Regions from separate parts of the Homo sapiens genome. Here region 1 is linked to region 2. The links are chromatin loops, found by intact Hi-C in ENCODE. Cell type or tissue: CD14-positive monocyte. All regions are shown on one strand. Links, peaks and the distances in the headings refer to the core of each region. The heading gives the core; the rest is flanking DNA. Region 1 holds the start of LINC01258 (long intergenic non-protein coding RNA 1258). Region 2 overlaps TBC1D1 (TBC1 domain family member 1).

Evidence for each region. A loop is a pair of places that touch in the nucleus more often than their neighbours do. Peaks named below come from ENCODE experiments on the same cell type or tissue, not always from the same donor. Only the 100,000 strongest peaks of a DNase experiment are listed, where the experiment ranks them.
Region 1: a loop joins it to region 2, with 4 times the contacts of the local background. A loop is called at or near these places in 4 of 110 quality-filtered maps.

What each region holds. Positions count from the first base shown.
Region 1 is chr4:38,523,145-38,535,577 of GRCh38, reverse strand. It overlaps LINC01258 (long intergenic non-protein coding RNA 1258), which reads left to right and starts at 12,398. Exons shown (of 8, transcript NR_110951.1): 1 at 12,398-12,433. RefSeq lists enhancers at 5,941-6,170, 11,175-11,224. In CD14-positive monocyte, for the core only: no CTCF peak of the experiment used is centred there; DNase peaks (open chromatin) are centred at 5,767 and 6,247; H3K4me3 peaks cover 1,272 bases; H3K27ac peaks cover 3,089 bases.
Region 2 is chr4:38,069,916-38,082,348 of GRCh38, reverse strand. All of the region lies in intron 14 of TBC1D1 (TBC1 domain family member 1), which reads right to left. Among named protein-coding and RNA genes, the nearest start is that of PTTG2, 120 kb to the right of the region's middle. RefSeq lists enhancers at 3,187-3,296, 3,397-3,566, 6,012-6,221. In CD14-positive monocyte, for the core only: no CTCF peak of the experiment used is centred there; DNase peaks (open chromatin) are centred at 3,128, 3,648, 6,088, 6,748 and 2 weaker places; H3K4me3 peaks cover 4,928 bases; H3K27ac peaks cover 7,904 bases.

The DNA of each region.
Region 1 (12,433 bases), core at 1,725-9,724, 450 kb before region 2:
ATGGGCTAGAAGACTGAGAACAATTTGAAGGACAAACCTGTATATCCAGCACTAACAATTCCTAACCACCCAAGCTAGGAACTCAGGGAGCTTCTAGTTCAGAGGTTCTCAGACTGTGTTACTCAGTGCCTTGGACCTCCCTAGAGGTGATTCTAGGCTGCCCTAGGGGGCTGCAGGGAAGCTGAGTGGATGGGCTCCAGCCCCACCCCTGTTCAACCAGAACACCTCCTCCCCACCTAAATCTCACCTTGAATTGTAATAATCCCCAGGTGTCAAGGGTGGGGCCAGGTGGAGATAACTGAATCATGGGGGTGGTTCCCCCGTACTGTTCTCATGGTAGTGAATAAGCCTCATGAGATCTGATGGTTTTATAAATAGGAGTTCTCCTGCACAAGCTCTCTTGCCTGCAGGCATGTAAGATGTGCCTTTGCTTCTCCTTTGCCTTCCACCATGATTGTGAGGCTTCCCCAGTCATATGGAACTGGGAGTCCATTAAACCTCTTTCCTTTATAAATTACCCAGTCTTGAGTATGTCTTTATTAGCAGCATGAGAACAGACTAATACACACTTGTAACAATTAATTCAGGAGAAAACTATGGGGAAGGTTTATGTTGTCAAATTAAATTCAAAATTTGTTGTTAAGTCAAAATTAAATTTTAAAACCATGTATCTGTTCTAACATCCTTATTTTATAAATAAGGAAGCTGACACCCAGCAAAATTCAAATGATCAAATGATTAAGTGGCAGACTCAACTTAGTTCCCAGTACCTCCCTTCCTGTTCCCACTATATTGTTATTATACCTAACAATGAATGCTCAGTTTTTACAGATAATGAGAGAGGGAGTTTCTGTCAAATGTTCATCTCTGTAAGACTAGATTTCTCTGGAATAGCTCACCATCCAGGAGCCTCACAGTAGACATGCCACAGGGCTTTAAGCCACAGCCACGAGAAAAAGGACATAATACAAATGAAAATTCCAGACATAGATGGACATCAGGTTTGGCTTGATCAGGGTTCTTACTCTGTAAGCTCTGTTCTCTTCTATAGGCTAACTCATACCGGTTTCCCTAGTTGCCTGTAGGGACAAGCATGGGAATCCTGAAATCCTGAAATAATCCTGACCTTTGTTCTGACTGGCATATCTATGAACTGATAACTACAGCAAGCCGTTTTCATTTATAAGGACAACTGTCATGGGTTCTTGTTGCCTGCCTAATATTCTCTTTGTCTTACCTGTGGTTATTCACAGTTTTAAAAGTATCTCTCTAACTGAATTATCTCATGTGATCTAGTGATAAATTTCCTGATTTTTCCCCATCTCTTTTTTCTGGGGAACCATAACCTGAAGTGTTTCTTCCTACCGCTGTGTGATTCTGGAGTTCCATGTTATGCCCCTTCAGTGCTGGCTTAATTTTTGACCTTGTCTGTATTAGTCAGGGTTGCCTAGAGGGACAAAACTAATAGGACAGATGTATGTTTATGAAGGGGAGGTTTATTAAGGAGTACTGACTCACACAATCACAAGGTGAGGTCCCACAATAGGCCATCTGCAAGCTGAGGAGCAAGGAAGCCAGTCTGAGTCCCAAAATCTCAGAAGTAGGGAAGCCAACAGTGCAGCCTTCAGTCTGTGGCCGAAGGCCTGATAGCCCTGGCAAATCACTGGTTGAAGTCCAAGAGTCCAAAAGCTGAAGAAGTTGGAGTCTGATGTTCAAGGGCAGGAAGCATCCAGCACGGGAGAAAGATGGAGGCTGGAAGACTCAGAGAGTCTGTTCATTCCACTTTCTTCTGCCCGCTTTATTCTAGCTACTGGCAGCTACTTGGATGGTGCCCACCCAGATTGCGGTGGGTCTGCCTCTCCCAGTCCACTGACTTCAAATGTTAATCTCCTTTGGTAACGCCCTCACGGACACACGCCGGAACAATACTTTGCATCCTTCAATCCAATCAAGTTGACAGTAGTAACCATCACATTGTCTAACCTGAAAACTTGAGTGGATTTGCTCAAAACTGCATTCACCATCCAAGTGATCTGGAGAGTGGCCTGTTTATCTTTTCTGACGGACGGGGTTGAGTTTATATTGCCTCAGCAGCATTTCTTGGGCATCCTCTCCGTGGAGATGACTGTGATGTGTGAGGCTGAGGTGTAGGGAAATAAGGAAAGCACCAGAGTGAGCTGATGTTGCTCAGGGGAACAAGTAACACCGGATCTCTCTGGCTTCAAACACTGTGTTTGCAGTCCCTCTACATCTTTGGCCAGGAGTGAGGAATTGGGAACAGAGCTGTGGATTATGTCCAGATTCTGAACTTTTGGAACATCCCTGTGCTTTCTATTTTGTCTGGATTAGTAGCAAATCCCTTAAATCAAAATGACCTGTGTCTTTGCTTCCAAAGGACAATACAAAAGGATAAAGTTGGCTTGGGGAAAGGAGACCTAAAACATGACTCAGGGAGGATGAGGAAGCACAGAAAAAGGGCTGAGAGCGGCCCCAGTGGAGGACTTAGAAACAGAAGGCCCGGATTCTCGACAGAGTTCCTGCTCCAGAGGGTATATAATGGGAGAAAAAGAGGGGAAGAGAGACAGATGGAGCCTCTTTGAGGATTTTAAGGAATATTTCAGTCAAAACACTACGCAGTTGGAGTTTCATTTGCAGGAAGTTAAACAAATAAATCAAAAGAAGAAAACCACACAAGCAATTTTTTTATGGGAGTGTATATATATATCTGTACATAATATTGTATTTGCTATAATAGCAAAAGCAAAAAGCATTTTGAATGAGGACAGAGGAATAATAAATAAACCAAAATATCAATACAATTGAAATTTTACGTATCCATTGTAAGAAACACAATGACTCTCTAGAACTGTGTTGGCCAAGTGGCATTGAAATTTGTGTTTGAATGAATTACAATGAAATAAAATAAAAGATTCAGTTCCTCAGTTACGCTAGCCTTATTTCAAGTGCTCAAAAGCAGCATGTGACTACTGTCATAGGTAACGAGCATTTTCATTATCGGAGAAAGTTCTATTGGATGGCCCTGCTCTAGAAAGCTGGGGAAGTGTTTACATGTGGCTGCTGTTCACATGAAGCAAAAAGTAGCATGAAAGGCAGCACATGTACCAACATACAAATTACATACATGCATACATAAAGATTAGTCGAGGCCAGGAAGCATTCAAATTATTTCCACCAGGGAGATCAATGCATCAGGTGGATTTACAAGTTACCTTTTAGCGTAGTCTAGGGTTCAATGACTAATACATAACGTTTTTGAAAACTTTCTTCAGGAAGCCAGTTGTAACTGAGGCTGCTGGGATGGACATCGAGAAGTGGTAGAGGAGGCATCAGGGGATGGAGTAAGGTTCTTGTGCTGGCTTTGTTGTGCTGGCTTTGTGACTAAAATAGCTCTGTGACCTCGTGAAAGTCACACTAACTCTCCTGGCCCCTTTTGTCAGATGATCTCTAAGGTCTCTTTCAATGTAAAGAAATGGGTATGTTTCTCTGTGTTCTTACTCACAGGGAGGGGAACATCACACACCGGGTCCCGTCGGGGGGTGGGGAGCAAGGGGAGGGAGAGCATTAGGACAAATATATAATACATGAGGGACTTAAAACCTAGATGATGGGTTGATGGGTGCAGCAAACCACCATGGCACATGTATACCTATGTAACAAACCTGCACGTTCTGCACATGTGTCCCAGAACTTAAAGTAAAACAATAACAAAAAAAGGTGTGTAGCTCCTCTCACACTCTCTCATGCTCCTTTTCCCACCGTGTGGAGATGCCTCACTCCCTGTTTTCCTTCTGCCATGATTGGAAGCTTCCTGATGCTTTCCCAGAAACAGAAGCCAGAAGCCGCTATGCTTCCTGTATAGTCTACAGAACTGTGAGGCAATTAAACCTCTTTCAGTTATAAATTAAAAAAAAAAAAAAGAGATGGATGTGTTTGTTTTCAAGTGGAGTAGGTTGTTCACAGGAGTTGGCGAGACAGGGGCGGGTTATCAGGTAGCAAGGGTCTGCAGTCTGGTCACAACCATGAATCCCAGGGACAAAGGAACAGAGGTAGAGGGATTCCAAGGACAGAGAAGCTGGTCAGTGACAAGATGGGAAATTTGTATTCCAGACACTTGGGGGCTGTAAGAAAAAGTGCATCTGTTTTTATTAGATGCTAGAAATGGCTTTGAACGGTATCTAAGTGAAACTGCAAACACAGCTGAGAAAATCCCAGCTCTGTCTGGTTCCTCAGAAACTCCACCCCCTCTTTCTCCGGAGGGCTCTCTAGTTACAAATGGCTCACTGAACACCCTCCCACTGGCTTGTTTCTAATACTCTGGAGTAAGACAATTCTTCCATTTGTTCAACTATTTCTCAGATGTCAGATCATAAAATTATACTTCTTGAAAATCACTTATTCTTGAACATTTCCTCTCTGAATTGATTTTACAGTTACAGCATTTTATGTAAATCATTTTACATTTCTTTCTTTCCTTCTTTTTTTAGAGACAGGTCTCTCTCTGTCAACCAGGCTACAGCTGGAGTGTAGTGGCACAATCATACTCACTGCAGCCTCTAACTCCTGGGCTCAAGTGATCCTCCTGCCTCAGCCTCCCAAGTAGCTGGGACTGCAGGCATGCACCACCATGCCCAGCTGCTTTTTAAAATTTTTTGTAGAGAAGGGCCTCTCTATGTTGCCCAGGCTGGACTCAAACTCCTGGCCTCAAGTGAGCCTCCTGCCTTAGCCTCTCCAAGTGCTGAGATTACAGGTGTGAGCCACTGGACCAGGCCTATTTCTTTTAAAAGTTTGAAGATAGATAGTATTTTAAGCCTTTGCCTTCCTTATATATTTTTCTATTAAACGTTGCATGGAGAAATGCTTCTGCTGAATAATCAAAATAATCATCCACCTTTATGATTTTTGATGCATAATAACATAATCTTCACATCTTAGATATGTATCATATATACTATGGTACACTTTCCTATTTATACTTTTCTTATACATTTAAAAAAACTACTGAATATGTACCTGTAAAACCCTTTAGTAATGCAAAGTGTATGTGTGAATTGGTGTACATGGATGTATGTGATCTATACATTCATTAAATAATGAACCACTTACTATACACCATGCCCTGTGGAAACTCAATGCTAAAAACTCATAATCCTTGTCTGCTAGGGATACTATATCAAATGGACATTGCCTTGATCATTTCTGAAAAGTCCCAAATTAGAAAAATATTGGATGTCAAAAGCATATCTTAAAGCCAGAGGCACAGAACTCAAAGGACTTTTCTCTTATAAAAATTTTATATCTTTAATACAAGTTGTCTTCCCAAAATGACTGAATGTATACTATACCTCAGATATAACTAGATTTAGTATAAGTTAATTCAGTTTACCAATACATTTATGGTTTACTTTGTGAGAAACTAGAATCCAAAAGTGAGTAAGACCTATCTCCTGCTCGCAAGCAACACATAGTCTGGTAGGTGAGGCAAACCGGTAAACACATGACTGCCAGCAGGCACAGTGGGCGCAGAGTCACTCAGGAAGGCTTCATGGAGAGTGCTGGTCACCTATGCACCAAGTACGTGGTGTTGCTAAGCGACAAACCAGGAAGCCCGGAGCACATTTCCCACTGACTGAGCTCTCGCAGTAGAAGAGGAAGGTTCTGCCTGTCCTGCTCTTCTGATCTGCTGATCAGGTGTGGAGTAGCACCAGCTTCAAGGTGGTAGGTCCATGGCCCAGAGCACAGGCTGAATGACTTGTCAAACCAGGACTTCCTGCCAACGCAATTCTGCAGGCTAACTTCCTGTTTTTGTTTTTGCTGTTTTTCTTTTTTCATCAGGAACCAGGCAGGGGAGCTTGGTTTTCTTCCACTGACACCACCATCGATTTCTTCCCTTCTTTGGCCCATTGTGCAGCTGAGAGAGGCCCAAGAAACTCATTAAGAGCTTCCCACTGCCTTCAGGATACCATGTAACCTCCCTTCAGGGCTGGGTCTCATCCACCTCTTCATCTTGCCCTCAGCCAGGCCCCATAATGTTCTCTGTGCTGCAGCCATGCCACACTCCTTGTGGTTCCTCAGACATGCCACACTCTTCAGCCTTTTCTCCAATCTCTTTTACATGCTCTTCCTTTGCCCGAAAATAATTTCCCTCCTACTCTTGGCCTGCTGAAGCCTCGTCAAGCTTCAGGCCTCAGCGTGCATGTCATTTCCTCAGGAAGGTCTTTGCTGGCCGCTACGATGAGGTAGCTCCTAGATGACCCAGCACTTCCCTTATCTGAGTCCTCATTAAACCTCATGGTGACCTTTCTTCTCCAAGCTGCAGGGGAGGGCACAGACCACATCTGACTGGCTCATCCTTGTATTTCCAGGGCCGGCCTATAATTTGGTGGATTCAGGTCCAGCTTCCTGGGTGGGGGACCTGTGGAGTTACACAGGGACTCATGCTTAGACAGGTGGCTTTAATGCTTGGCTTAATGCTGCTGTCATCTAGAAAGTTCTTTTTTCGTTTTCTTTTTTTTTTTTTTTTTGAGACAGGGTCTAGCTCTGTCGCCCAGTCTGGAGTGCAGTGGCACCATCTCGGCTCACTGCAACATCTGCCTCCCGGGTTCAAATGATTCTCTTGCCTCAGTCTCTCGAGTAGCTGGGATTACAGGTGCCCACCACCAGGCCTGGCTAATTTTTTGTATTTTTAGTAGAGACGGGGTTTCACTATGTTGGCCAGGCTGGTCTTAAACTCCTGACCTCAAGTGATCTGCCCACCTTGGCCTCCCAAAGTGCTCAGATTACTCGAGTGAGCCACTGTGCCTGGCTGCTATCTAGAAAAGTCTTAATTTTTGAACAAGAGGCCCCATATTTTCATTGTGCACTGAGCCTCACATATTATGAAACTGATACTACATGGATGAATAAATAAATCAATGGATATGTATTAATCCTTACAATATATTGAGCCAAGGAAATTAAAGCTTCTGAAGGTCTCATTTTGAACAAGATAGAATAATTTAGCAAAAGTTGCAATGTATTATGCAGATGCCTTTATGATCTATTTTGCTATTTTTCACATACTATTTGTTCATATGAGAAAAGAGAAGCTTTACCTGAAAGATATGTATTGTCTGTTCTGTGAGATGTATATCCATTAAAAATTATATTTTATTCAACTACAACCATTATGAATTTAAAAAAGAGAAAAAAGAAGTCCAGAATGACTTGCTTTGTCTTATTCATTATAACTGGAAAGAAAGGTACAACTTCTTAAGAAAGAAAAAGAAGCAGGAAAAATTTTGCAAATAATGTTACCTAGATGTCTATCTCTGTAGGATTGAATGAATATCAGCAGAAATATCTGTTTGGGTAGTAAATGCAATATTAGAAAAGAATGAATCTCAAAGGAGAAAGATGCAAGATATGGCTATTTCATTCATAAACCCAAGGATGTCATTCAAGAGAGGCCATTTCTGGGCTTTGAACTTTTAAGGCTTGCAGAGAACTTCCTGGTAAGCATTGTGAAGGCAGCCAAGGAGTGTCTTAGTTAGTTCAAGCTGCTGTAACAAAGTGCTATAGACTTTAAAATGGTAGAAATTTGCTTCTCACAGTTCTGGAGGCTGGGAATTCCAAGACCAAGGCACTAGCAGATTTGGTGATTGGTGAGGGCCCATCTCCTCACAGATGGTGCCTTCTCACTGTGTCCTCATGTGGTAGAAGGGGATATGGAACTTCCTCAGGCCTCTTTTCTAAGGGCATTAGCTCTATTCATGACAGTTCCACCCTCATGACTTAATCACCCCCCAAAGACCTCACCTTCTAATACCATCACTGTGGGGTGGGGGGTGCGGTGGGTGGGGTTAGGATTTCAACATGTGAATTTTGGAGAGACACAAACATTCAGATCACAGCAGGGGTCATCTAATAATTTTTTAAGGGTTTCTCTGAGCCACCACTACCATCTCTAGCAGGAAGCAATGGCTGTTTTTACCTTCTTTGATGGATTGTGAAGAAGGCAGCTCATTGCACAGGGGAGGGTGGGAAGGTAAATTCCAACACAACTGGGCCCGGAGCCTCTATACCATTTGAGAAGCTGATTTATTTCTCATTCGTATGGTCAAGAGGACCAGCTCCTCCAACTATGATGATCTATCTATGCTGATTACTTGCTGTGTGATTCCGCTCTTCAGCTCTCAGCTTTCTCATCCATAAAACAGGGTAGATAAAGGCTTTATATAACACCTCCCACCTGTCTTTCGAGTACCCAAGTCTCCACCAAAGGACAGGTCTTTCCTTGTTCCTGGGCATGTGGAAACCCACATCCTGATCTCATCCTCTGGATTTATCCTCACCAAGTCCCCATTTGCCAATTCCTGAAGCCATTATTATTATTATTATTATTATTTTTGAGACACAGTCTCGTTCTGTCACCCACGCTGCAGTGCAGTGGCATGATCTTGGCTCACTGCAAGCTCCGCCTCCCGGGCTCACGCCATTCTCCTGCCTCAGCCTCCCAAGTAGCTGGGACTACAGGTGCCCACCACCATGCCTGGCTAATTTTTTTGTATTTTTTTTAGAAGAGATGCGGTTTCACCGTGTTAGCCAGGATGGTCTCGATCTCCTGACCTCGTGATCTGCCCACCTCGGCCTCCCAAAGTGCTGGGATTACAGGTGTGAGCCACTGTGCCCGGCCTCCTGAACCCATTCTTTCTTGTACATGCTGTTATCTTTGTCTGTGTGTCCTACTGAACACTCTCCCTTCACTTTCCACACTTCCTTGATTTCCCTACCTAATCCCTCTCATCCTTCAAGAGGTTAAATTCCACCCTACCCAGAGCTCTCTGGAGCGGCACCCTCCACCCCACGTTCTGCAAGATCAAGCATGGAGACACCTGTGTGCTCCCACATCACGTGCTTGCTTCTGCCCTGGCTCTCATTACACTGTATTGTCATTGTCTATTTCCTTGTTTGTTTCCCTCAGGAGTCCCAGGGTTCTTTGCGGGCCTGGACTCTGCCTCTTCAACATCTAACACAGTCACTGGGACATAATAGGTGTCCAATTCATGTTTGTAGAATGAATGAAGCAAGGAAGGAGTGAATGAAGGCCTCGTTTTCACCAGTTGTCTTTTAGAAAGCCTCCTGGAGGAATAGGGAAGGTCAAGTGGTAGAAGCTGCCTGACTGGTGGGAGAAAGGCTGTCTCTGCCCTCAGCTGGCCATTCTGCATGGCCTAAGCCCAGCTGGCCCAGTTCACAGTGCCCTGTGGGCAGTAGCACCAGAAGGCATCAGGGAGCTCCTTGTATTTTATTGACCTCCTGTGCATTTGCTGGGATGTCCTCACCATGTCTTGGTGGGATTGGCAGTAGGAAGTAGGGGAGGGGAGTAATTCTCCTCACTTGATGTACCTTCTGCCAGGCTGACAGGATTCTTCCTGCAGATAGAATATGATAGAGACATGATCACCAGGCTTGGCCAGGACAGTGACGTACATGGTGAAGTCACGTATCCAGTGAATGTTCATTGAGTGCCTGCTTTGAGCTGGACATTCAGCTGGTGCTAACTGGTTATAGAGTAGCCAGCACAATACCTGGCCTCAAGGAGCTAATAGTCTGTTCAGAGAGCCGGACCGTGAACGGAATATTATAGTGAAATTATAATTAGGTAACCCTTTTTCCCCCCTCAAGGTCTAAACAGCTAAAGAAGCCCAAATCCCTGCTTTTATGAAAATAGAAACATCAAGCTGAGATCAGGAATTTTAAAATTAACCAAGTCCTTTTATTTACATGATCCTTAGACCTCATGAGTCAAGTATAATTGTCTTCCTTTCAGATAAGAAAACTGAGGCTTAGAGACATTAAGCAATTTGCTTAAAGTCACCTAATTTTCAGGGGTGTCTTGGGACCAGTACCATTCAGATTATTCTCCTAAACCTACTCCTGTATTTTCCATTTTCCAGAAGGCTTGGTGCTTAGGAAGCCAATTCTGAGGCTTTTTAAGGTCCTGAGTTGCCTTTGAAATGATCAAAGAGACAGTTAGACTCAATATGGTTAAGTTATAAATGCGTTTTCTGAGTTTTGATTCTTTGCAAATTAGCCATCCATGGAGGGCACGTGACATAACGGGAGCAGGTCTTGGCACAAAGGCAGGAACTGCAGCAGGGAGGTGGGTGGGCAGGGAGCGAGGGAGATGAGATGCGGGGCTCCTCTGAGCATGGGGAGTGACCTGAGGCTCTGCTCGGGCTGCAGAGGCCAGGCTGGGGAAGGAGGCCCGGTGGCCTGAGGCATAGTGGTCAAAGGACAGTGCATACTCAGGCAAAGTTAAGACCAGCATCGGCACCAATTGGCATTAGTGAGTGTAATTCAGCCATTGGGAACCAGCCAGGATACTAATCTGTGGCCCCAAGCTCAGCAGCCAGTGCAGCCAGGTGAGCTGTACAGCCCAGTGGGAGGAGAAGCTCACCCTCCTTCAGAGGAGATAGGCACCAAGGCGGGGAGAGACCATCCTAGAAGGAGGAAGAGAGATTGGGACATGGCTCCGGATTATTGAGCAGGCTGTGATGTGGGGGATGAGGACACAAGAAAAGAACCAACATTCACTGATCACCTACTCTGTGCCAAATGATTTTACATGCATCATCTCCAGTTCTTTCAACAGTCCTGTGAGGGGGTATTAGTGTCCCCACTTTACAGGTAAGGTCACAATTTGCCAGCGGTCACAGAGTAATCAGAGGCCATAGCAGAGGCAGAATCTGAGCACAAACCTTCCTGACTCTTTGCCCCCAACACAGGGTGGGCAGGAGTTCCCCAAGGGGCTCCAGGACTCCCAGGATGCACACAGTCCAACTCTGGTTGACTTTGTGCCTAAACTCTTCTTTTTTTTTTTTGAGACAGAGTTGACCTGTCACCCAGGCTGGAGTGCAGTGGCACGATCTTGGCTTACTGCAACCACCGCCTCCTGGAGTCAAGCGATTCTCCTGCCTCAGCCTTTTGAGTAGCTGGGATTACAGGCACCCGCCACCACGCCCAGCTAATTTTTGAATTTTTAGTAAGGTGAGGTATCACCATGTTGGCCAGGCTGGTCTTGAACTCCTGACCTCAAGTGATCTGCCAGCCTTGGCCTCCCAAAGTGCTGGAATTATAAGTGTAAGCCAGTGCGCCTGGCCTGTGCCTGAATTCTGAAGTCCCACCTACCATGGTGTATCCCAGGCCACTGATCTATTGCCCCACCTAGAAAAGGAGACAAGTCTGGACCCAGCCAAGCGGGTGAAACTGACAGAGGAGCTGGCGCAGGGAAAGGAAGAAGGGCTGTAGAGAGTATGTGGCAACTTGCAATTAGGTAGAAGAGTCAGTTACTCAGAATACCACATGCCGCAACCATGCCGAAATGAGTTTACTGTAATTCCAGATAAAAACAAAACTGTCGGAGCAGAGACTTAGAGACTCGAGGCAGGGTTGGCTTATTTTTTTTTCTATGGTTTCGATATAATTCAGCACTTTCACTTTGTGAAGATAGACCTGACCTTTATGTGGTCTGGAGAATGCTGACTCAACATCAGGGTAACCAATGGTGCACTCATGACCCGAAACAAGACTGGTGGTTGTCAGGGTTCTTAAAGCTCCACACTTGGGCTCTCCACGATCTCGGAAAACCGTGCCTTTATCAGAAATGACAGCCCTTGTTCAAACAGAGATCTGGATAGGTGCGCATTAATTTCAAACATTTTTTTAAAAAGATATTTTCCTGACTTTGTAAGAGGTAGAGTAGGATGCTGATTTAGCGTAGGTCTTTTTCCCATTTCCTACAGTAGTACAGATGGTGACTGAAGGGCAGATGAAAAAAGAAAAGGGGAAGGAAGGGAGGAGAAAAGAGGAAGAGGGTATGGGGGAAGAGGGATGGCCGGCAAAGGAGGCCCACTTTTACTTCCTTGGAAATATTTCGTTCATTTTGAAAACTCAAACTCAAGTTTCTCCTGGAAAAGAAAAAGGCTTGGGATCTCCCAATTGCCTATTGGTATGATTTTTATCTAGCTCCACTTTTTGATTCTTTAGGAATCAAACCGTGAACTTAATTTTTCCTCCTATTTGAAAAGCATAGGCAAAAGTCCTGCCCTCTTTTCCAAAACAAAATGCAGCATCCACCCCCGACCCCCACCACACCTCAAAGCCCCAAAGTGACATTTTCAACAGACTTATCATAAATCAAATCTGCTGTGCACACCAGTAAATAGTGCCAGTAAGCCAGGTGAACCAAATCAGATTTTTCAGCCTTGACTTCCAGTGGTGAGAACAAGGATGTGCTGACCTAGGAAAAATGACAAGTCATGGGCGCCCTGCACCGGCCCTTTCAGAAGACGTAGAACACTGCAGGGGGTGGAGTCTGGAATAAGGAGAATCTGGAATCAGTGATGACCTAGTTGTCTTGAGGGCCAGGCTGAGG
Region 2 (12,433 bases), core at 2,102-10,101:
AAAGCCCACCATGGCCCCTGGTCAGTGCCACCAGGATGAGCACCTGAGGGCTGTGTCTGGGAAGCTGGGCCTTGCCTCCCCAGGGACTTCCCACCAGCAGCCACGTCACAGTGGCGACCTTCGCCACCCCGCCCTTATTTTCCTTCTTTCTTCAGTATTGTGGGGAAACTGTCAGTGCTCACAGGAACATGGAGCTGAAAGGGACACTGGAAAATGACTTAGCTCAACTCCCCCTCTCTTCCCAGATGTGGAAACTGAAGCTTAAAGAGGTCCGACGTCACATTTTCTGGGCACTTACTATGTGCTGGGCAGTGTGCTTTACAAGTACCCCACTGATTTCATCTTCACCACCAACGGATAAGCTAGGAATTGGTTTTATCCCTCCACGGCAAGACATGGGACACAGAGCTAATTAGGTGGTGAATCCAGGACTAGAACTTGGCTGGCTCATCCTAATGCCTTGGGGTAATGGACACAAAAGCAAAGAGGAAAAGGAGCAGGCAACTGATGATGCCAGCCCTGGTACTAACTACCAGGAAATGGGCAAGCTCCTCGACCACCCCTCTGTGTCAGTTTCCTCATTCATAAATCACCGATAATAATAGCATCCACCCCCCACAGCTTTGTTGTGGGGATTAAATGAAAAATCCTTGAGAGCACTTAAAAACAGTACTTAGACAAGAGTAAGTGCTGAATTCCTATTAATATCATGATCTATTTTGTTCTAAAAAAGATAATCTATTTGGCAAAATCTTTCTGTTGCTTAGACTTCTTCGCAATCAGACTGGGGTTGGGGATAAAAAAGAAAGTTGATTTACTGAAGAATACTGGAGAAGAGAAACCTGTTCTATGAAGAAAATGCCAACATTTTCCCAGGGGCTCCTCGCAACAATAGGAGGCCCGGGGTCACCGTCTTGCTGTGTCCAGGGCCCATGGTCACGTAGAAATAGGGTGGGAGAGGGGTGGGGTTTTGGCCTTTCTTTGTCTGGCTGACTCTCCTCTGTCAATGCTCAGTTCCAAGGTCATGCCCTCGGAGACGGCTTCCTCCTGCTGCACCTGCCCCGAGGGACCCCAGACGCCTCCTCTGTGGCCTATAGCACCATGGCGCCCTGAGCACAGAAAACAAACACAAGAGAAGCTCCGAGAAGCAGGAGGCCAGGGAGCCTGGAGCGTCTCAGGGAAGACTGGGCAGAAAGGAGAGAAGTCAAAGAGGTCTGGGACAGCCTATGAGGGGCCAGCAACGAACACGCAGAGTGGAAGGAAACAAGCAGGCCCCGGGAGCCACGCAACTCTCGACCCAAGGGATTGGGACTCAGCTCCTTTAAAGAGTTTATTCTTAAATTATGCAAAACTATCATAAAACTTCACATATACTTCATATATAGATATCTGACACTTTCATATAACTTTCTACATATAAAACCTTATAAGAAACATATCATAAGGTGTTTATCCCTCCCCTACCTTCCTGTGACCAATCATGCATTCAATTCATCGCAGAACAGTGATGAAAGAAAACCAAGCTCCACCCCTAAGGAGACAGCTGAGCAGGCCAACTTCCAGGTCTGTGTGCCAAGGGGTCAAGGGCAGCCCATAAGGTGGCGAGAGTGCAGAGGGCGGCTGTGCAGGTCCAACCTCAGAAGAGATGATCCCAAGTGAGACGTTCGTCGGGGTGAGGAGGGGTGGGAGTGGGGAAAGGGGAAAGGTCCAGTGCTGAGTTCTGACACACGACTGGGAAGGAGATGCGGGGCAGTCCCACCTTGGCAAGTGTGGGAATTAAAAGAAAGCAGCATGATGAATTTGATGACTGCAAGTAGTTCCCCACGGGGCCCAGCGAAGGGACAGGGAGTGCCTGCAGATGCTAAGAGGTGGGTCAGGTCAGGTGGTCAGAAGGAAAAGGGCCTCCTGTGCTGGGCAAGGCCACCATCCTGACCACACTCTGAAGAAGAGGTGAAAAACAGCAGAGAGTGCATGGGCAGTAACCACATGGAGTTACCCTGACTGCTGCCCACACTTAACCCTGTGATCTCATCCACGTGGATTTTTTTTAAAAGATGTCAGACCACCCAACATTGGTCGTTTACATTGTTCACTCTGTGATTACAGCTGCTGGTCAAACCTACTCAGCTTGGACCTCACTGTGGGCACAGAGGTCAGGACATCTGACCACTCCCTCCAGCAGCACAGGGGTCACAGCTGACAGAACCTAGACCATGAGTTCAGTCTACGGGAGAAGTTCTCAAAATGTGGTCCCCACACGAGCTTCAGCCTCAACACCACCTGGGAGCTTGTTAGAAATGCAAATTCTTGGTCCCACCCCAAACCTACTGGATCAAAAACTCTGGGGTAGATCCAGCAACCTGGATTTGAACAATTGGGAAATTCTAATGCACACAAAAGGTTGAATCTCTGGCCTTTGGCGTTCAGCACTTTTTTAGCCACTTACTTTACATTACAGTTACCTTAATTGGATATTTCACGTTATGTGACACTAGGGAACAAAGGTACCTTTTAAATACATTGTTTTAAATTAATTAAGCAATGACTCTACCCATTATGGATGGATGACCTGACCATTAAATAGAGTTTTAAAATGTAATATAACTTGCTTTTTTTTTTTGAGATGGAGTCTCGCTCTTGTTGCCCAGGCTGGACTGCAATGGCACAATCTTGGCTCATTGCAACCTCCGCCTTCCAGGGTTCAAGTGATTCCCTTGCCTCAGCCTCCCAAGTAGCTGCAATTATGGGTGCACACCACCACACCTGGCTAATTTTTTTGTATTTTAAGTAGAGATGAGGTTTCACCACGTTGACCAAGTCAGGTGTCGAACTCCTGATCTCAGGTGATCTGCCCGCCTCGGCCTCCCAACGTGCTGGGATACAGGCATGAGCCACCACACCTGGCCATATCACCATGTTTTTCAAACACCAGTCAAGTCGCACTTTCATCTTTGTCAAAGGCAAAGTTCAAAGCCAAAGACTGAACTAAATACCATTTTCTTAAGAATGTATTAAGGGGCCGCTCCCTGCTAATCCAGATCAACAACCTACACTATTACAGCAATAACAAATTTCCTTCCAGAAAACTTCCAGATCTGAACATAGTCAGAGACAGACTGATGACTCACCTAACATAAACAGAAAAATATACTACTAAAAGCTAAGATCACGATTTCTCAACCCACATCATTTAGGCATCTACAGAAAAGCAGCTCATTACAACCCAGCTTTCAACCCCTCCACCGTGGGAGCCTCCCCTCCAGCCCTGGCCTCCTCAGCCCAGGGTACTCCGGGCTGTCACACCCTGCTGAGAAAGGTGGGCTCAGTATCTCAGGGCCTTTCTGCTTCTGTTTCTACTGAGACATGGTGAAAAGAAAAGCAAGCCAACTTCCTCACCCTCAAATCTCCCCTAACAAAGTGTTATGAGGGTCAAAACTAGACCTGGAAAGAGAAAAGTGGCTATGTTACAGAGAAACAGCTATTAAACTATACCCCGTGAAGCTCTGGTTGCAAAGTCCATGCAGGAAGCCAGGGAGTGGAGAATGGAGCTCGGGCTGCTCTAATAAAATCATAGGGACTGGGTGGCTTAAACAACACACATTTGTTTCTCACAGTTCTGGAGGGGAAGTCCAAGATCAGGGTGGCAGTACAAGTGTATTCTAGTGAGAGCCCTCTCTCTTCCTGACTTGCAGAGAGCTTCCTTCTTGCTGTATCCTCACAGGGTGAAGAGAGAGGAAGCTCTGGGGTCTCTACCTCTTTTTGGGATGACAGTAATCCCATTCATGAGGGCTTCACTCACACAATCTCATCTAAACTTAATCACCTCCCAAGGGCCTCCCTTCAAACACCATAACACTGTGCATTAGGGCTTCAACATAGGAATTTTGGGGGGACACAAATGTTCAGTCCATAGCAGGAGCAAATCTGATTCCAAGCTACCCCATCCCTAAAACAAAGCAGGTTTGATTTAACGTTTTACAGAGCCTCTGACAACTTCCCTTTTAAAAAAGTTCAATCTGTACCTAAGAAAAAAGGAATATGTTTAAAGCCCAGGAAACAAGGCTTTATTACGATGGAAAGGCATGGGATGGCCTTGAGCTGAGCCTCAATGGATTGGCACAATTCAGAATTTTTTTGAAGCGGGAGGGAAGGCCTGGGGGTGCCAGAAAGGGATTTGTTTGAGCAAAGTCACCAAGTACTCTGGCTCAGAGCTGTCCTTTCTTTTGAATTCACAGCACTTGCTTTCTATGTCATTAACGTGGCCACCGACCTGTGCTGCTGTGCGGCACCTTTCATCTTTGCTGTTCTTTAACTTTAAGCCAGGTCCTGGGATCGGACTTGAAAGTGGACTCTAGCGTCTGGTCTGCTTTCATCCCGCTTCCTCACCCAGACTTCTTCCTTGTCAACACAGGACAACCTGACCTACCCCATCGCAGGAAGCAGATTTAGAATACTACTTCCAACCCACCCCAGTTCCACTGCACCAACCCAGGGTGACGCATAACATGTGCTTCCGAGTCCCTGGATTATCATGGAGTGCAATGCCAGCACTTGACATAAAAGCCCAACATCTAATTAAAATCGCTTGAACATCCAGAAGACAAGGGAGAGGGGAAAAAAGGATGACGACGGCTCCCCAGACTCAAGACTTGAGAAATTACAGGCTTTTAATGTAAAATCAGACAAAATTCATTGAAGGCAAAAAAAAAAAAAAAAAATTAAGGTTTTGTGAAAGAACCAAAAGTCAAGGTATAATTTCTGCCATATGACATTTATAATATAGATGGGCAGATTTCATATATTTAATTTGTACTTAAACAATATTTATTAAGCTTGGGATAGAAAAGGATCATTTTATCCTGATAAGAGTTTCAACCCCAAAATTATTAAGGTTTATGCCACAAAATAGCATTTGCATCAATAAAAGATAACAAAAACCCTTTAGGAATTTTAAAAGACTCTTCTCCTCAATAGCTGCAGCTTTCCAATTCAGAACCTTGAACTTAGTAGACGCAGCATTTCCCCATCCTTTCTTCTCTCTTGGCAGCTGTCTTCCTTACAAGACTTGTACGCTCCTTTGTCTAGCATTTGATCCACTTTCAACCCAATACCTAGAACAATGCTTTTACATACAACTGCACACTCAGTATAGTTGTATGTTAAATAGCATGCAATACATCTATCTCATGTCAGAGGCAGGGATATCTTACCTGCAAATTTTAGATCCTCATTAAGAGCTATCATCCTCTGATGATGTGATGACAAAGGCTATTACAGAAAGAACCATCCTAAGAGGTAGAAGGAACAGCTATTACAGCCACTGAGGTCTGAAAAACGGAGCCTAAATCTGAGTGGCAGCCAGGAAACAGGAAGGTATGAGCTCCACTGTGGAAGGAGAGAGAACTCAGATACAGGAGCCTGGAATCTGGAGTTACTGGTAAAATAATACAACAGTGGCACAAATGGCAATTTCAAGAAAAGGAGCCCAATTTTTCCCTCTCGGGCCCAGGAGATGGTTTTTAGGTATGTTGGCTGGCTGGGGTTTTTTTTCCTCCTGAAAAAAATATTTTGGTTGGTGGCAGAGAAACTGTAAACACTAATATATCTATCTATATATTTATCTAAGGAAAAAAAAAGTTACCTATAATCCTACCTCCCTAAGATAAGCATTCTTGATATTTTCATATCTTCTCTCTGGTCTATTTTTGGATTTTCACTCTATGAATAAATGTAACTTCCATTCTATATTCTAGGTTTTCATCAGCAGTGTGTCGTGTGTACCTCCAAGGTCTGGAACCACCCTTAAGACATCAATGGGATGCAGATGCTGAAGTGCCTAAGCATGCCCAAGTAGGAATAGGGCTCAGAAGACGGGTGCGGGAGGATCATGACCCCAGTCTCACATAAAGGGATCAGGGCCAGACATGCGCACTTGGGATTTAATGTGGTTTGGCTATGTCACCACCAATTCTCATCTTGAATTGTAGTTCTCATAATCCCCATGTCATGGGAGGGACCAGGCAGAGATAATTTAATCATGGGGGCAGTTTCCCCCATCCTGTTCTCATGATAGTGAGTTAGTTCTCATGAGATCTGATGGTTTTATAAAGGGCTTTCCCCCCTTTTGCTCGGCACTTCTCTCTCCTGCTGCCATGTGAAGGACATGTTTGCTTCCCCTTCCACCACGATTGTAAGTTTCCTGAGGTCTCCCCAGCCATGCTGAACTGTGAGTCAACCTCTTTCCTTTATAAATTACCCAGTCTCAGGTATGTTTTTATTAGCAGTGTGAGAACGGACTAATACAGGACTTATCTCCAGAGAAGTCCCATTGGAAACTATTCAACCAGAAATAATCAACAAGCAAGGTGCCATCACAGCTCTGTAATTTACAGAGAAGAGCTGGTTAGACATTTAGTAGAATGAAACATGTGACCAAGGGAAAAAAAACAAAAAGAGAAAGGAGGAGGAAAGGTCCCAGAGGCATGTACAGGTGACTGTCAAAGGCATCAAGAAAACCGTGATGGGGGTTCTGCTTGCACAGCTGTCCTGAAGTGAGACTCTGTGACCTGGCCGATGACAAGAGATAAACTACTATAGGCTCCAGTTATAAACTTTGCTGTCCTCCACCCTCCCTCCTCTCATGCATCTGTGACTAAAATATCTAACCCCACCCATCCCATTACACAATGCTTATCTGGACGTGATCTGAGTTCAGAATCCATTAAAGGAAGCCCATGACTTAAAAATTAGGAAATACTTTTGTGCTTTGCGGAGGAGAGGGGATGGGGAAGTCCTCAAGATGAAACAAAAAGTTTAAAATAGTGAACCAATTCTTCTCCCAACCCAACACAATGTTCGCTGAGTTATATGTGGAAATGTGACCTTTCCACCTGGAAAACCCCAGCCTCACTGCTTTCCTTTGAAGGGCCCATATCCTGAAAGAAATCAACTTGGGAAGTAGCATACTTTTTAGGTATCCATGACTCTTAGGCAAGTGGGGAACTCGGGTTTGTGTTAAGTTTCAGGCTTCAATGTTCTCATGTAGTAGAAAATGAAAACAGACGACATGATCATCAAGATCTCTTGAAAGTCAGTACACTGACATAAATTTACAATCCCAATAGATTTCAAACACTTTAATCCATTTTATGACTTAAAGTGGACAAGTTCAAATGCTCCTTGAAAACTGTTTTTGTGGTAAGCAAATTTCTTAAACATTACCACAATTTACTTGGACTAAAAACATCATTAAAGAGGTAATATTTCCTTTCAAAAGTCTCTACTGACTGTGGCCAGGCGCGGTGGCTCACGCCTGTAATCCCAGCACTTTGGGAGACCAAGGCAGGCGGATGACGAGGTCAGGAGTTCAAGACTAGTCTGGACAACATGGCAAAACCCTGTCTCTACTAAAAATACAAAAATTAGCCAAGTATGGTGGCGCGTGCCTGCAATCCCAGCTACTCGGGAGGCTGAGGCAGGAGAATCATTTGAACCCGGAGGCAGAGGTTGCAGCGAGCCAAGATTGGGCCACTGCACTCCAGCCTGGGTGACAGAGCAAGAATTTGTCTCAAAAAAAAAAAAAAAGAGAGAGAGACTAAGAAAGTCTCTACTGACCATAACTGAATATGGCAAATCCCAGCACACACAGCTTCCATGTGGCATCATTAAGAATCAAGAGTTGTTACATGGGACCAAATATTCAACCCCAAGACAGAAACAGGGGAGGCAGGAGAAGTCGGCTGCTTTGATTAAATGAAGTAATTCAGTAAAAAATTTGCATATTTACCACTCTGAAGGAGAGATACTTTTCTAAACATCCAGGCCCAACATAGAAAATCGAGTGCTGCACACTCAGCTTAAAAGTTGTGCCTTAAATTCTGAGGGCCAGCACAGGGGAAATCGATCCTTCCAAGCCTGGTCATTGTGTGCTCAGATGGCCACGTTTCACCTCACTGCACTCGTCGCTTTCTGGGACATCGTGAAAACTGCATGTTGTTTAACCTTGTGTTGGGATGATTGTAAAGAGTGAAGCATCTATGACTAACTTCTTTACAATGATTCCCAGTCTTTGGTCTCTCCCCATCATGAGTTTTGAAAAGAACCTTCCCCTAAAGCCCCCAATGCCTGCTTTTCAGTATGGTTGGTTAGAGGTTTTTGCTGTCCCTCAATTCAGAGCCAGAGCTGCCCAGTGAGGTGTGCACCTGGGATGGGGCAGGAGCATCAAGCTGCTATCTCAGGAACCAGGTTTCCTCTGGCAGTGACTTCAGGATTTTACATGTACTTTGCCAAAAAGCTGAAGCAATTGTGCAAACTACCAGCAGCACACTATCCAAGAGGTTGAGAGAGATCCTTGGCAATGTGACCATCCTCCCTCTGCCACAGTCTCTGGTCATCCAAGAACATCCTTTTGGTTGTCTTAAAAGTCCACTGACATTAAAAATGAAGGCAGCCAAGGTGGATTTCAAGAATGGCTGCCATTCATGGAGGAGGCTCTTTTTACTTCCTTCAGCCCTTCTTCCTTCCTTCAGACCCCTATTAGGAATGGACCGGCTGCCTTCTCCTTACGTAACAAGCTCCTGTGGAGTGAGTGCTTCCTCACTGACTGCCCCAACACTCTTAACTACAAGGTGGGGCTATCATTATGCCGGCATTACACCGAAGAAACCAAGGCACAAATGGGACACACAGCTGCTTTTGGTCAAAAATGGAAGGGCCATGATTTAAGTTCAGGCCAGTCTGATTTAATAATCCATACTCAACAGTAGAAAATCAAATAACTCAATTAAAAAATGGGCAAAGGACTTGAGACTTGAAAAGACATTTCCCCAAATATGAAACATAAATGGCCGACCAGGACATGAAATGATGCCCAACCACATTAACTATGAAGGAAATCAAAACCACAATGAGATATTACCTCACGCTCACTAGGATGGCCATTATTTTATAATAAAAACTTACATATTTACCACTCCAAAGGAGGGATACTGTTCTAAACATCCAGGCCCAACACAGAAAATCAAGTGTAATCCAGAAGATTGATCCAGAAAATCTGCAATCCAGAAGATTACAAGTGTGGGTGAGGGTGTAGAGGAACTGGAGCCCTTGGGCACTGTTGGTGGGAATGTAAAATGGTACAGCAGCTGCAGAAAACAGTATGAGGGTTACTCACAGAACTACACTATGATCGATCCAGCAAACCCACTTCTGGGTACATATCCGAAAGAACTGAAAGCAGGATCTTGAAGAGACATTTGCACACCCATGTTCATAGCTGCAGTCTTCACAATAGCCAAAAGGTGGAAGGTGGAAGCAGATGAATGTCAACAGATGAATGAAGAAAATGTTAAATATACATACAACAGAATATAACTCAAAAAAAAGGCGGAAAAAAAAGAGAGAAATCCTGTCATATGCTACAACGTGAATGAACCTTGAGGACATTATGCTAAGCGAAATAAACCAGAAATAAGAAGACAAATACCATATGACTCTACTTAAATGAGTTATCTACAGTAGTCAAACTCAGAGAAACAGAAAGTAGAATGGTGGTTGCCAGGGGCTGGGAGAGGGGGAATAGGAGTTGTTTATTGGGCATAGAGTTTCAGTTTAACAAGATGAAAAATTCTGCAGATCCATTGCACAACAATGTGAATATACTTAACACTACTGAACTTTATACTTAAATATGGTTTAGATGGTAGTATTATGTTTATGTTTTTTACCACAATAAAAAATTTTTTTTAAATCTATACTCTTAACTGTGACACTACACTGACTCTCCAGCCAATCAGGCCTTTCTGAAATTTACATGACCCTTTTTCCTCTCAAATGGCTAAAAAGCCATTCACAGAAATATACATTATGATGGGAGTTATTAACCAGCACTGAGTTTCATTTTATTTTGCCTCATGACATACCAAGAAAACAAAAGGCCACAGGCCAAAATGAGGCAACAGAGAAAAGCTCACGGGGTCCACATTTAAAACTCTGGCCTCTCAGAAAATGTGGGTGGGCAGGAAAGTCATGATGTAAACGAAGCTCTGCGATTCCAAGGATATCCTCCCAAAGGTCACACCAATTCAAAACATGAAATCAGAACATTCCCAAACCCTGCCTCTCTGTCATACAGACGTGTGTCTCTCTCTCTCTCTAGGTGTACATAGTTTTCTGAGGGCTTGCACTTGTGCCTAATTTAGGCCCCAGCTCTCATTCATTATGCAATACTGCCTCTGATGAAACAAGACAGTTACTGCTAGCCCTATCTCACAAAGGAAGGAACAGGGGTGGGTAGCAGGCCCAAAGTCCCAGGGGAGGGAGACTGCTGTGGCACCAGCAGCCCAGACCCGCCCAACCCCAGGGCTCCTAACCAGGCTGCTCTGCAGTCGGCCAACACCAGGTGCTGACCCTAGACACTATTCCTAAATACAGTGCAAATCATGGCTCCTGGGGGTATGGTCTTTGAGCCTCAGTCTTCTCATCTGTAAAACGGAGCATTGGATTAAGAATCCCTTTTCTAACATAAAAGGCTCCAAATAATCTATCAATAATACCAAGTAGAATTTATTGAGCTCCACAGACTCAGGGTATTATGAGAGATTTAAGCAAACAGAAGAACTTTTCACCCTGCCATCTGAGAACCTACAGTGTGCCAAGGACTACAGAGACAGAACCACACCACTTCAGGAAGAGTAAAGCAGCAACGGCATGAGGCAGGAACCATTTCTGCCCTACAGTGGGTAACACAATGACAGATCACAATCAAAGTAGCTGTGGCAGTGGGCTGGAGTTTACATAAATATGGGGTGACCTAAGGCTAACTTACCTATTACAACTTCAAAAAACAGGTTTTAATTGTATAGGATGAGTAATGGGAGAAGATAACTTTGATGTCTTTTAAACCATCAAATATCGAAAAAGAGATATAAAAATGATGGGCTTTTAAATTTTTTATTAAATCCATTCCCAAACTATTCCTGAAACTATAAATATAACAAACTGAAATTTTACTTCTGCTAGATCTAGAGAAATGTAGACTCTCAACAAGCATTAGGCAACACAGTGCTTTTGGACACTTGGGGGCTCTTTCCCAGGGGTGGGTGGGGAGCAGGCAGGAAGTGACCATGGATGGCAAGGCTTCAGAGGCACCTGCAGCTGCAGCTGCCACAGTAAGAGCAGGGACAGGAGGGCCAAGAACAAAAGAAACCCTTCAGACAATGACCACTGTATCTGTACCTTTGGGGGCTTGATTTCTGCAAATCAAGGGTTCCATGTTCTCAGCTCAAATCACTGGTCATGCCAAGTTGAATAACTCCATAGAAGAAAAGGGGAAAAATCCCCAAACAATCATTTGCAGTTCCAGCCCACAAGAGAGAAGCAATTTTAAAACTGAGTCCATTTCCAACAAATCTGAATACTGGTTAGCATCATGATTCACAATGGAAGTATGTCTCCATCTTAAACTTCTATGAGAAGATGAGGTTTTCTAGAAAGACTAAATGTACTTCAAATGTTTCTCCCTTAATTAGAAATTAGTTTTTTCTACCAAAAAAGTCACTACAATACAAAATTGAAACAAAAGGCAAAAATATCACCTATCACCACATCTTCTTGCCACTTCTGTAGAATATCAATGCTCTCTTTGTATTCTTTCTCCATGTGTATGTTTTTTTTACATACTATAATCTCAGTAGATACAATAATTTTTATAGAAAAAATGCCCACATTTGGTAAATATTCCAAAATCATATACCCCTTTATACAAAAGAAACCAAGCACCATCTATGACCCAAACTCTGCACCAGGCCACTGTCCTCACCAAGCTTAAACTAGGATTTAGATATGAATCCCAAGTGTTTTCCATGGCTTGGCAAGATGTGGGCGATGCAGGAGCGTGTGAGGCCTCCCCATGGCCGGGTCATGCCGAAGGTCCACGTGGGAACCTGGCAACAGCTCTTCAGTCTCTCCTCTTCCAGCGACACCTGGACCATCTTTGGTTGTGTAGTCAGCCACATGACAACTATTTTGCTTTAAGAATCCCAAATTCTTATTACAGGATAAATATATTAATCAAATGTTGATCCTAGCAGAGGGATCTTTGACAGAAAGTTAGCCAGCTATCTGAGCACTTTAGTAATAAGAAATTCATGCCACTCACTCATGTACAATTTCACCTACTTTTAGATAACCACTAACTGTTACAAAGCTAGGGATTCTCATTACTTTCATTGTCCTGATTCTGCCTTCGGTTGACAAGCAATATAATTACCAAGAACACACCAACTTATGGTGGCTGGAGGCTATGCCCTCCCCCTCCAGCTCTGACCCTGCTCCACACCTCCCACAGCCCAGATAATGGCCTAGGACAGGGGTGGCCAATCTTTTGGCTTCCCTGAGCCACAGCAGAAGAAGAATTGTCTTGGGCCACACATAA